2 separate regions of the Mus musculus genome follow, and region 2 is linked to region 1. Evidence: chromatin loops called from intact Hi-C (ENCODE). Cell type or tissue: heart. All regions are shown on one strand. Region 1 overlaps Bcl2l11 (BCL2-like 11 (apoptosis facilitator)). Region 2 has its middle 62 kb from the start of Gm14009.

Region 1 (5,000 bases):
CACTTCTCCTTGCCTCCCAGGAAGTGTCCCAGCTGGTCATAGGCATGGCTGATATGCAGTGTTCTCTACTGACCGACATCTGTGGAAAAGACCAGCCCTTCTGGAACCCACTCACAGGGAGCAGTGTGGTCGTGGGAATGTCACGCTGGGTAATTCAGAAGCCCTCTGGTTCCAGAGTAAACAAGCAAAAAGGGAAAATATTTTCTAGAAACTCGCTTGAATAGGGTGGGAAGGGAAGTGTGAACCTGCTGCAGGCCTGCTGATGGACCTGAACATCACCCTGAGGGGAACCTTGGCTTTTCTGGCAAATCTTTGGACCGTGGAGGGACATCTGGAAACCCTACCCACACCGGCTCTGCCTGCCTTGGGGCTGAGCCTAGGCCACCTGCTGGAGACGGACCATTTGTGGCAGAAATTTGACTAGAGTTCAGAAATGTGTATTTTGAAAAGAACAGTCTCGAGACAGAAGCGGAGAAGCACTTTCCCCTGCGGGTCAGTGTTCTGGAACAGCTTTTCAAAGCAAGGGGTATGCTTTTTATCACTGGAAGGCCCACTGTCTGAATCGTCAAGACTTTAAAAAATGCCTCCCTTCCCCTGTATCTTTCCAGGTGAGGAGCTATCCTTAGCTTCGAGTTGCTATAGGAAGTTTCCAGCCCTTACAGATGAGGCTTTCCCGTGCTGGGCAAACCCAGCATTCACAGCATAAAACAGCATCTACTTAATGGCAAGCTGAACTTAGGTCTCTAAGAGGCCAGGCCTCTTTGTCCCCGAGTGTTACTTAGGATGAGTCTTAAGTCCCTGGTGTCTGTGGGAAGCCCTGACTTCACTTTGCTTTCTCTAACTCTGACCAGAGCCCCTTGTTTCTTCGGAGAGCTGTGGTCTGTCCCCTGATTGATGTTGATGATAAAGGGATGCGGGCTCCTCCTGTTGTTGCCCTGGCCTTTCCTTTTGCCAACCAGACAAGAGAGGGTGGCACTGATGACTTGTCTCCCCTTAGAACCCATGTCCTTCTGGCTCGTGTGTGTGTGTGTGTGTGTGTGTGTGTGTGTGTGTGTGTGTGTGTGTGTGATTGGGGCTCACAGTTGATGCCACAGCCATTTAGAGGCACGACTCTAACTGTGTGTGGTGTGGGCATGAAGTGTCTGTTTTGTTTTCTGCCTTTTCCTAATGTTAAAGCTAGGGAGTGTGTTGTCTAATGACGAAACCTTGCCTTACGGTCATTGGCGCTGCTGCCTGGCCCTCTGCACAGTACAGTCTACTATGTATGCTTGGGCTTAGCTCTGCATCTTTAGGAATGAAAGTGGGTTTGAAGCTGAAACTGAAAAATAATAAAAACCGTTTCAGCTCAGGATGAGTGTACATGTTAAGTTGAAACAGGTTGAACACTAACAGTTTTCAGCTGTCAGCTGTCTTGAGACCCCACCCCTCACCGATCAATAGATTATACTTTCAGGTATGGAGTGTAGTTTCCCCGTTCTTACTCCTAAAAGATCTAAATATAAGCAATTTAAGAATAAGTGAGAAATTTGAGAGTTTTTAAAGATTTTTTTTTTGCCTGTAATTGTGTGTGTGTGTGTGTGTGTGTGTGTGTGTGTGTGTGTGTGTGTGTGAAGAGAGCATTGGAGCCCCAGAAATGGCAGGTGCAGACAGCTATGAGCTGCCTGATGTGGGCTCTGGGAACTCAACCTAGGCTTCTTCTGTAAATAAGAGAAGCAAGTGTTTTTAACCATTGTGCTGTCTTAAAGGGGAAAGGATCTGTTTGACCTTTGGGAATGCTTGTATATGAAGAATACAGGCTGTACAGGCCGTGTTAGATGTTACTATTCTATAGCATAACTGTGCTAGAGAAAATGCAAGGGAGTTTCTTGGGGCTCAGTGGGATAACACTTGTCATCAAGTCCAAGGCCCTGGATTTGCTCCCCAGCCCTACAAATAGTGGGGTTCGTTTCTTGTTGATTTCTTTTGTATCCTTGAGAAATTTCTTAGCACAAAATAGTGACAATGAGGTTAGGAGGAATATGATGTTAAGGGTCTATGAGAATACAAACCTTGGTTTTACTTAAACTCGTGTGTGGATTCGAAGCAGCTCAGTGACTTAAGAGGAAGATGGACTGTTTAGGAAGAGCCCGTGCTGTCCTGTGTGATGTGTCCCGTAGCAGTCCCCTCGCACTTTCTCAGCTGAAAGTCTGGCCTAGACAATGCAAGGGCTAAGGGTTAGCTTTGTGTCCACACTCTTCCCGTGCTGATCCTGTGATGAAATCTAGTGGTAGAAAGTTTTAGCCTGTGACCCCGCCTCCATGGAGTCTTGGTCTTTCCACTATGATAGTCCCATTATCAGGAAAGGTAACTGGAGCTCTTACCTGACTCAGGAGGGTGTGGAGGCCACTCTAGTGGTCGGAGCACAGGAGAGCAACGCTCCACTGTTCCATTACACCGGGGATTTTTTTTTTCAGAATGTCCTCGAACTGTCTTGCTTGGGTCATGAGTCTTGTGCAACAGAGCTGCCAGCAGCTGTGTCTGCCCTGCCTTTGTGGGCGAGTGGAGAGACATGTCAGGAGCTTGCGCAGATGAGTGGACTGTCACCATAAACTCACAGAGATGACAGCCGTTTTCCATGTCTTCCTGCACCTGCAGTCGCCATAGCCAGTATTTGTAATCAGAACAAACCTATTAATCGTGGTTATAAATTTCACTCTTAACTTTGATCTTTATTTCATTCTGGTGTCTTCCCAACTGAGAAGTCACCTGTATGGAGGCGGGGCATGGAGCACAGTTATGTTATATTTGTACACTTTGGACTGTTTCTCTGCAGCCTCCCTCAGACTAGTGTCACAAAGTTGGCCCGTCAGGTCAGCGGTGAAGGAACTTGGCTCTCGCCTCCTCTCTGACTAATTTTATACTCCCTCTGTCACCACAAGAATTGGCAAGCTTTCTTTGACAGCAGCGTTTAGTTTAGTTCTTCCTACGTCGTTGTTGTCGTGGTCGTCATCGTCGTTGTCGTTGTTTGTTGGTACAGGACTGGCTGGCATTGGCCTGTGTTGTGTCTCTTCGCGGAAAGGTGTCACCTTCAGCCTGGATGTGTCTAATAATATGCTTCTGGGGTTGTCTGGGGGAAGAGTCTCAAAGCCCAGCTGAGACAGACATTTAAACCATTAACTGTCCAAGCACAGTGATTGTCTTTGCAGTTATGCAAAGCAGTGTCTGGAATTAAGGTAGAAGGCTTATTCTTTTCTTCCCACAAGATGGGTATAAAGGAAGCAGCTGCCTGTGTTAAGTGGGAAGTTTTCGTTGTCTGTCCTCACAGCGAGTTAGCCGCGACGACCGTACATCTGTGTTGAATTACTGCTTCAGTTTGTATATGGCTATTATAAATGCTAAGTTAGTAACTAAGGCCTTCATTAGAAGAAAAAACAAAAAAAGGGGGGAAAAAAAGCCCAGGGGTGACTTGTAGATGCTGGTTGACCCTTGTTGTCATCCGGTGTCTTGGTCTCTGTTGTCACTGGGATAAAAACATGATTGGAACCGTACATGAATTTAGGGGGAAATTATTGTTGCTTGTTTTCTGCCACTGGTTTTAAGTTACATACAGGAAGCCATAGTTAACTCTGAAAACCCAGGAGTCTTTATTTTATAGTGTGAATTCTTAGCTTCCCTCACCCTCGGCCCAATATGATTTTTGTCTAGAAGCAATTTATAGGTTACTGTAACTTGGGGCTTTTGCATCCTTTGTTTCTGGAGTCTTTAAGTGTGTTGATGTATAGGGGGGTTGCATGTTTGTCTTGGGGTTAGACTTTTCATACATAGCTCAGGTTTGCCTCAAACACACCCTATAGTCCAGGCTTTCCTAGTGTTTGGGGTTGTCTGTGTGAGCTACCAGCAAGGATCTCAACCCCAGGCCTCACTCATGCCAAGTGGGTAGGTGTCCTCCTGCTGAGCTGTGTCTTCAGTCCAGGCCGTACTTGTGGTCCAGGGGTGGAACCGAGGGTTTTAGGCTCACTCGATTAGGAGTGTCCCCCTATGCTACAGCTGCAGCCCTAGTGTTTAAAGGATCCCTATGTGGTTCTTTTGATTAATGAAGTAAATCATGACATGCGCTGTCTGGCTAGAACAGGATATTGGTTTCAGGTTTTTGTACTAAATCAAGTACAAAATCAACCCTATTTATTGTATTGAGTTTTGACGTTATTTTTGCTTATTCAAGTAAGATGCAGTCAGATGCCTGTAACCTTCTGAACATAAACAATGACTGTGGGCAGAGATGGAGCTGTTCAAAGACTTAGTGGCACAGGACTGAAGAGATGGAGGCACAGGAGCACCCAGGGTCCTGACATAACTGGCGAGTGTGAAGTGCTGCCATGTGCTGTTCAGAGCAGTGACGTCAGCACGGCGTGATTGGAGGCACCGTCTGTTATGGTGGTACTATTCCCCGAGGCATGTTAATGAGAGGAGCTGGCTTAGGATCAGGTTTGGGAAGTGTGGCAGCTTTGTTTATTAAAAAGAAAGGTACTATGCTGGCGAGATGAGTCCAGTGGTTAAAAGCACTGGCTGCTCTTGCAGAGGACTAGGGGTTCAGTTCCCAGTGCCCATGTGGTGACTCACCCCCTACCTCGCTCCAGTTCCAGAAGGTTCAATGCCCATTTTTCTCTACCACATGCTTATGGTACAAACAGACATTCCTTACATATGCACCTGTATATGCAAAATAAAAATAAGTAAAATCCAAAATAATAATAACAAAAAGAGTTGGGGGTTGAGAGGTCCCGGTACACCTTGAGAACAGGACATCTGACCCTGGAAGTGAGCAAAAAAGCCAAGAAACCAGGTAGTCTGTCACCAACAGGCTCCCAGCCATGCTTCCCCTGTGCTTCTGGGACTGAGATGTCCCTGGATGTGGGCCCTGCAGCTCAGGCTCCGGACATAACCTCCTGTGTCTAATGTCTTTTAGTGTGAGTTTGGGGGACAGCTCAGATGGAAGCCGTAATGAGAGACCTTCTGATGTA
Region 2 (5,000 bases), 95 kb after region 1:
CTATCCCTGTGCTAGACTAGCATCACACATTCCAGGCTCCACAAAGCCCACAGAGAGTGTTGCTGAACAGTGTCATCAGGTGTGTGTTCTGCCTCCAAAGCAGACCAGTAGATCTCTTTATCTGATTAATTAAATAATGATGCTGTACACATCTGTGCACACATTTCTGTGTGGACGTGTTTTGAATTCTCTTCGGTATCCCAACAGGAAGGGAATACTGGGTGCCATGGCATGGTGACTCAAATGTGTAACACACAGACACAATGTCTAATGATTTTCCAAAGTAAACTAATTTGACATTCCTCCTAGCAGTGTGCTAAGAGATATTATTTCTATACGTCTTCACCGACACTTGCTATTATTGTCTGTCTTTTTATTTTAATCATCCTTGTGGGCGTGAGGCAGCATTTCGCTTGTGGTTTTGATGAGCATTTATCTGATGAGTAAGAATGTGGTATTGGCTATTTGAATATCTGCTGTAGAGGAACTTCTATCTGGGTGTCTCATTCATTTTTGAAGTTTCAGAGTTATTAAGTTGTAATACTTTTTAAAAATATTCTAGATAGCTGGTCTGTGAGTATTTTTCTATGTACAGATTACACAGAATTGGTGCATAATTCTTTTTATTCCTGGATTCCACGATTCCTGCACCTCCCCTTTCTCCCCTCCCCCAGGATAATACTTGCCTCCTAGAATGACTAAGAAAGTGTTCCCACGTAAGCTACATTTTGAAAGAGTGTCTTAAGGGTTTGTGTTAATTATTCTTTTAAAACCTTTGTATAATTTGCCACTGAAATCATCTAGTTTGGGGTTTTTCCTGTGGTAATTTTTTTTTAGGGGGAAAAGAAGGGTTAAGGCTGGGTCTTGTATAACCCAGGCTCACCTCAAGTTCACCAGGCTGTGGCTGACCTTGAACTCCTGATCCTCCTGCCTCAGCCTTCACATTGCTCAGACCTCAGGTATAGAATTCTGTGCCCTGCTTGGAATTGTTGGTTGATAAAAGTTCTAATTTAATCTCTTCACTTTTTGTTGCACACCCGTATTTTCCGGAGTTAGTTTTGTTAGTCTAAGTCTTTCTCGAAACAATTCCACTTCCTCCATGCTACCGGCATGTTAGCGGAGACGAGGTTATAGTATTTCTTCATGGTTATTTCTTTTTGAAAGCCTGAGATTGTTCTTGCTTCCATCGTTTCAGTAAAGAGATTGCTCTTTTTCTCCCTAGTTAGTGCAGCCAAGTAAGCTACATTTTGAAAGCTTTGTGTTCTTGTCTGGCTTTCAGGTTTTTTTTTCCTATCCTCTTTTATTCGTTTCTACTCTGATCTTTATCATTTTTTTCTTCTGCTTGCTTTAGTTAGATTTTTTTCTCTTTTTCTTTTCCAGTTCCTTAGGATGGAAGATGAATTATTGATTTTTAAGCTCCTTTTGTTGTTGTTGTTGTTTTAATGTCCATGTTCATGAACATTGATATGCAAGCAATGCTTTTGCTATGTCTTGTAGTTCCGTCTTGTGGTCCTTTCATTTATCATAAACCATGCTCAAACTTTCCTGCATGATCTCTCAGAGTGCTTTTACATTTCAGTTCTGGGAAAGTCTCTGTTTACTTTCTATGTGATTTCTTCACTCACACCACTGTGGCTGATGACATCAGTCCTTTCGATCTCTGGGGACCATTTTCATGGCCTCACATATGCCTATCCTGGAGCCTCTTGTGCAAAGATGACTTTGGTGTGCAGTGGAACTTTCTTATGGGTGTCCGCTAGGTCATTTGGTTGAGAGTGTTGTCTACACGTTGTCTAAGTATTCCATTTCACCAATGTTCTGCATGCAATCTGTTCTGTTGTCAAACATTGGGATGTTACAGGGTCCAGTTATTGCTTTTGGATGATGATTTCTGTTTCTGGTGACTTTCACCTTAGTGTTTTGGGGCTCTGTGTGAGGTGTACAGTTTCACAGCTGGTTTGGCTTCTTCATGGACTGACCCACGGTGATTCTCGTTCTGAATTGTTCTCTTTTTTGTCTCTGATAACACTTTTGTCTAACAGTAGTGTAGCCACCTTCCTCTTTTTGTTTTTGTTTTCATGGTAGACCTGAAATTTTCTACTTTACTTTCAACCTAATTGCACCCTTTGTGGCTGCTATCATAGTTTTCGTACATTCTTTCTTTTTAACTCTTTTCATTGAAAATTTAAGACATTTAAGTTTACTGTAACTATTCACAGGGTAGAATTTACATCTGCTATTTTGACATTTCTTTTTATACATCTTAAGCTTTTTGTCCTTCTATTCCCCCTTGTTGCATGTTTTGTATTAAATAGTCATTTTTAATATTCCATTTTGAATGCTTAGCATATATTGTGCTAATTTTCAAATTATTATCTTAGCAGTTTCCTTGAAGAATTTCAATTAATATCTGTGGCAGTTAGTATTAGATGTCAACTGGCCAAATTAAAGGATATCTGCATATCCGGCCAGGCACTATTCTGAATGTGTGTGAGACTGTCCACAGAGAAGACTGGCATTGCATCAGTGAACTGTGTCAAAGTCACCTTCAGTTCGTGGGAATGTACACTATCCAACACTATCCAACTAGCAGAGGAACCATATGGAACTGAAGGTATCTCTCTTTCTCTGTCCTCTGGAACTCAGGCCTTTGGACGCTGGGACTTGTACTAGGTGCCTCTCCCACTTCCTGGCACTTAGCCTTGGGTGAGTGGTGTGCCCTCAGCTTCCACATTTCTGAAGCCTTCAGATTTGGAGTTGTGCGTTGCCCCACCACTTCTCCAAACAAGCTGACTGAGAGACTTCTCAGCCTCTCCAACCTCTCAGCCCAGCTCTTCTGATAAAGCCCCCACTGAATTCCTACTTGAGTCAATTTAGAGGCCATCTAATAATTAGATGGAGGTTTTCTTAAGGTTCTAGAACAAATGAACTGCTGAGTTGCTTCTGAGATCTGGGGCATGTGAGGAGCTCTGGGGTCTTTTTTGAGCATGCACACTGCTCTGTTGATACCCAGGGCTTTTCTTCCTTGTGCTCACAGATTTCTATATTCCCCAGACGATACATGCCGGAGTTCTCAGGGCTTCGTGGCCTTTAGATCCTGCCTGCTAGCCTTTAGATTAAGCATATGCTTAGTTTATTATTGCTCCAACTGTCATCCTCTGCCTCCACCATCTATGACGTCCAACAATTCCCACTGAGTGTTTTTAACAAATGCCCTACAGGAAACAGCTTTTAGCCCCGAGGAAATTTTGTTAGATTAAATAAAGACAGGCTTGCAAGTGGTGCTTTCGGAGAGCCGTCAGGCCTAGTTTCTCCTAGGGACTTTTGACTTTGCAAGGCTCAGACAGAACCAGAGAGAGAGAGAGAGAGAGAGAGAGAGAGAGAGAGAGAGAGAGAGAGAGAGAGAGAGAGAGAGAGAGAGCAACAAAGCAAGTTGTGTGCTAGAAAGCTCACTACTTTTAGTGAAATCCTGTCATTCTATCTAAATTGTTGCTGGCTGGCTGGAAGCCTTTGGCCAATCTCTGGAGTTCTCGAAAGGTTGAAACTAGTTGTCTTAGTTATCTTTCTCATCATTTTGTAGAAAAAAGGTTTTTCATGATCTCTACCACACCATTTTTGCAAATGCCGCTGAGTTTCCTCCTCTTTTCCAACATGCCATATATAAAACTAAAAGGACACCAGGAAGGAACACATCAAAACCCTCTCAACAAGATGGTCCCTGCAAACAGGTAGGTTTAACTAGCCAGTCAAATGCCACCACCACCCTGCCCCGCCCCGCCTTCCTTGGCCACTTCCACCATGCATTTGCTGTAACCTCCTACATTCATGACCGCTCACCAAACCCTGCAAGTTGTTAGTTATCAAATCTAAACAAGTTGTAAATTGCTCTAAGGATCTAATATGGGGGAATTCAGCAGACACTCAAAAAGCTTATGAATGGGCGCTCTTTAGAGGGACTGGCTCCTGGCCCTGAGAAGTCGTGGAATTTTCCGCTGTAGTGTTGCTGCCTCAGGAGTGGGGATGGGATACAGCGGGGGCACTGTGTGCTGAGGAGGACTTCGGGTTCACCTTTAACTCCCTGCTCACATGTCACAATTACTCTGTTTCTTTGATGCACACATGCTTTGCCGATCTACAAAGCACGGCTCCAGGGCAGCCTCAGGGCTCATCTCCCACTCTCCTCCTGAAGGTCTCCTTCCCGCCCCTGCCATCGGTCCCTTCTTTGAGAAAAATCTAGCCTGCCAGAAGACTTGCATTGATAAATTATTAACTGATTCCGCTGCACATCAACTTTAACCGATTCATGTGGTCTCTAACTCCTGGAAGTATTTTTATAGAACTAAATCAAAGCTTCGAAAGTGACCAAGGTGACCAGGCCTCTTATCTTATCTCCAAAGGAAGAAACATAGCAGTTGTGTGCCAGATACTTAGAGTTAAAGACACATTTTCTGCTGGTGTTGCCTTTTGTTTTCTGTTTTGTTTGAGGCATGTGTGTGCATGTGTCTGTGTGTGCTCCTGTTTGTGTGTGCATGTACATGTGTGTGTGTGGTGCATTTACTTTGTTTTATTTTTGAGCCTGTGTAGCTCAGATGACCTTAAACGTGCTGCAAAGCACAAATTGGCCAAACACTGGCCAACTTCCTGTCTTAGCCTCCCAAGTGCTAGGCTATCAGGTGTGCATTGCCTATGCCTAGTCATACTGACATTTCAAATATAGCATTCCAAGCACATGTCGGCTTCCGCATAACACATCTCTCTATCTGTATCACAACTGCATTTATCCTGCACTGCATTATCTTGAAACAAATTTCAGTTTTTGGATAGTTAAAATAAAGGACTGTTTCCTAATAACTCAGTTAATGAATAATTGGAACATCAGAAGTTGTGCAGAACAGAAGTCTATATTTGAGAAACTTGACCTATTTATACATCTCGAAATATTGTCACAATTAAAAAAATAAACACCAAAAAATAAATAAATAAACACCAGGCTAGATGTG

The links. Hi-C counts contacts between places; a loop is a spot of excess contacts. Peaks named below come from ENCODE experiments on the same cell type or tissue, not always from the same donor. Only the 100,000 strongest peaks of a DNase experiment are listed, where the experiment ranks them.
Region 2: a loop joins it to region 1, with 2.1 times the contacts of the local background. A loop is called at or near these places in 6 of 42 quality-filtered maps.

The regions. Positions count from the first base shown.
Region 1 is chr2:128,134,745-128,139,744 of GRCm38, forward strand. All of the region lies in intron 2 of Bcl2l11 (BCL2-like 11 (apoptosis facilitator)), which reads left to right. Among named protein-coding and RNA genes, the nearest start is that of Bcl2l11, 11 kb to the left of the region's middle. In heart, a CTCF peak has its summit at 2,368; DNase peaks (open chromatin) are centred at 2,507 and 2,977; H3K27ac peaks cover 3 bases.
Region 2 is chr2:128,229,500-128,234,499 of GRCm38, forward strand. No RefSeq gene overlaps it. Among named protein-coding and RNA genes, the nearest start is that of Gm14009, 62 kb to the left of the region's middle. In heart, no CTCF peak of the experiment used is centred here; no DNase peak of the experiment used is centred here; H3K27ac peaks cover 273 bases.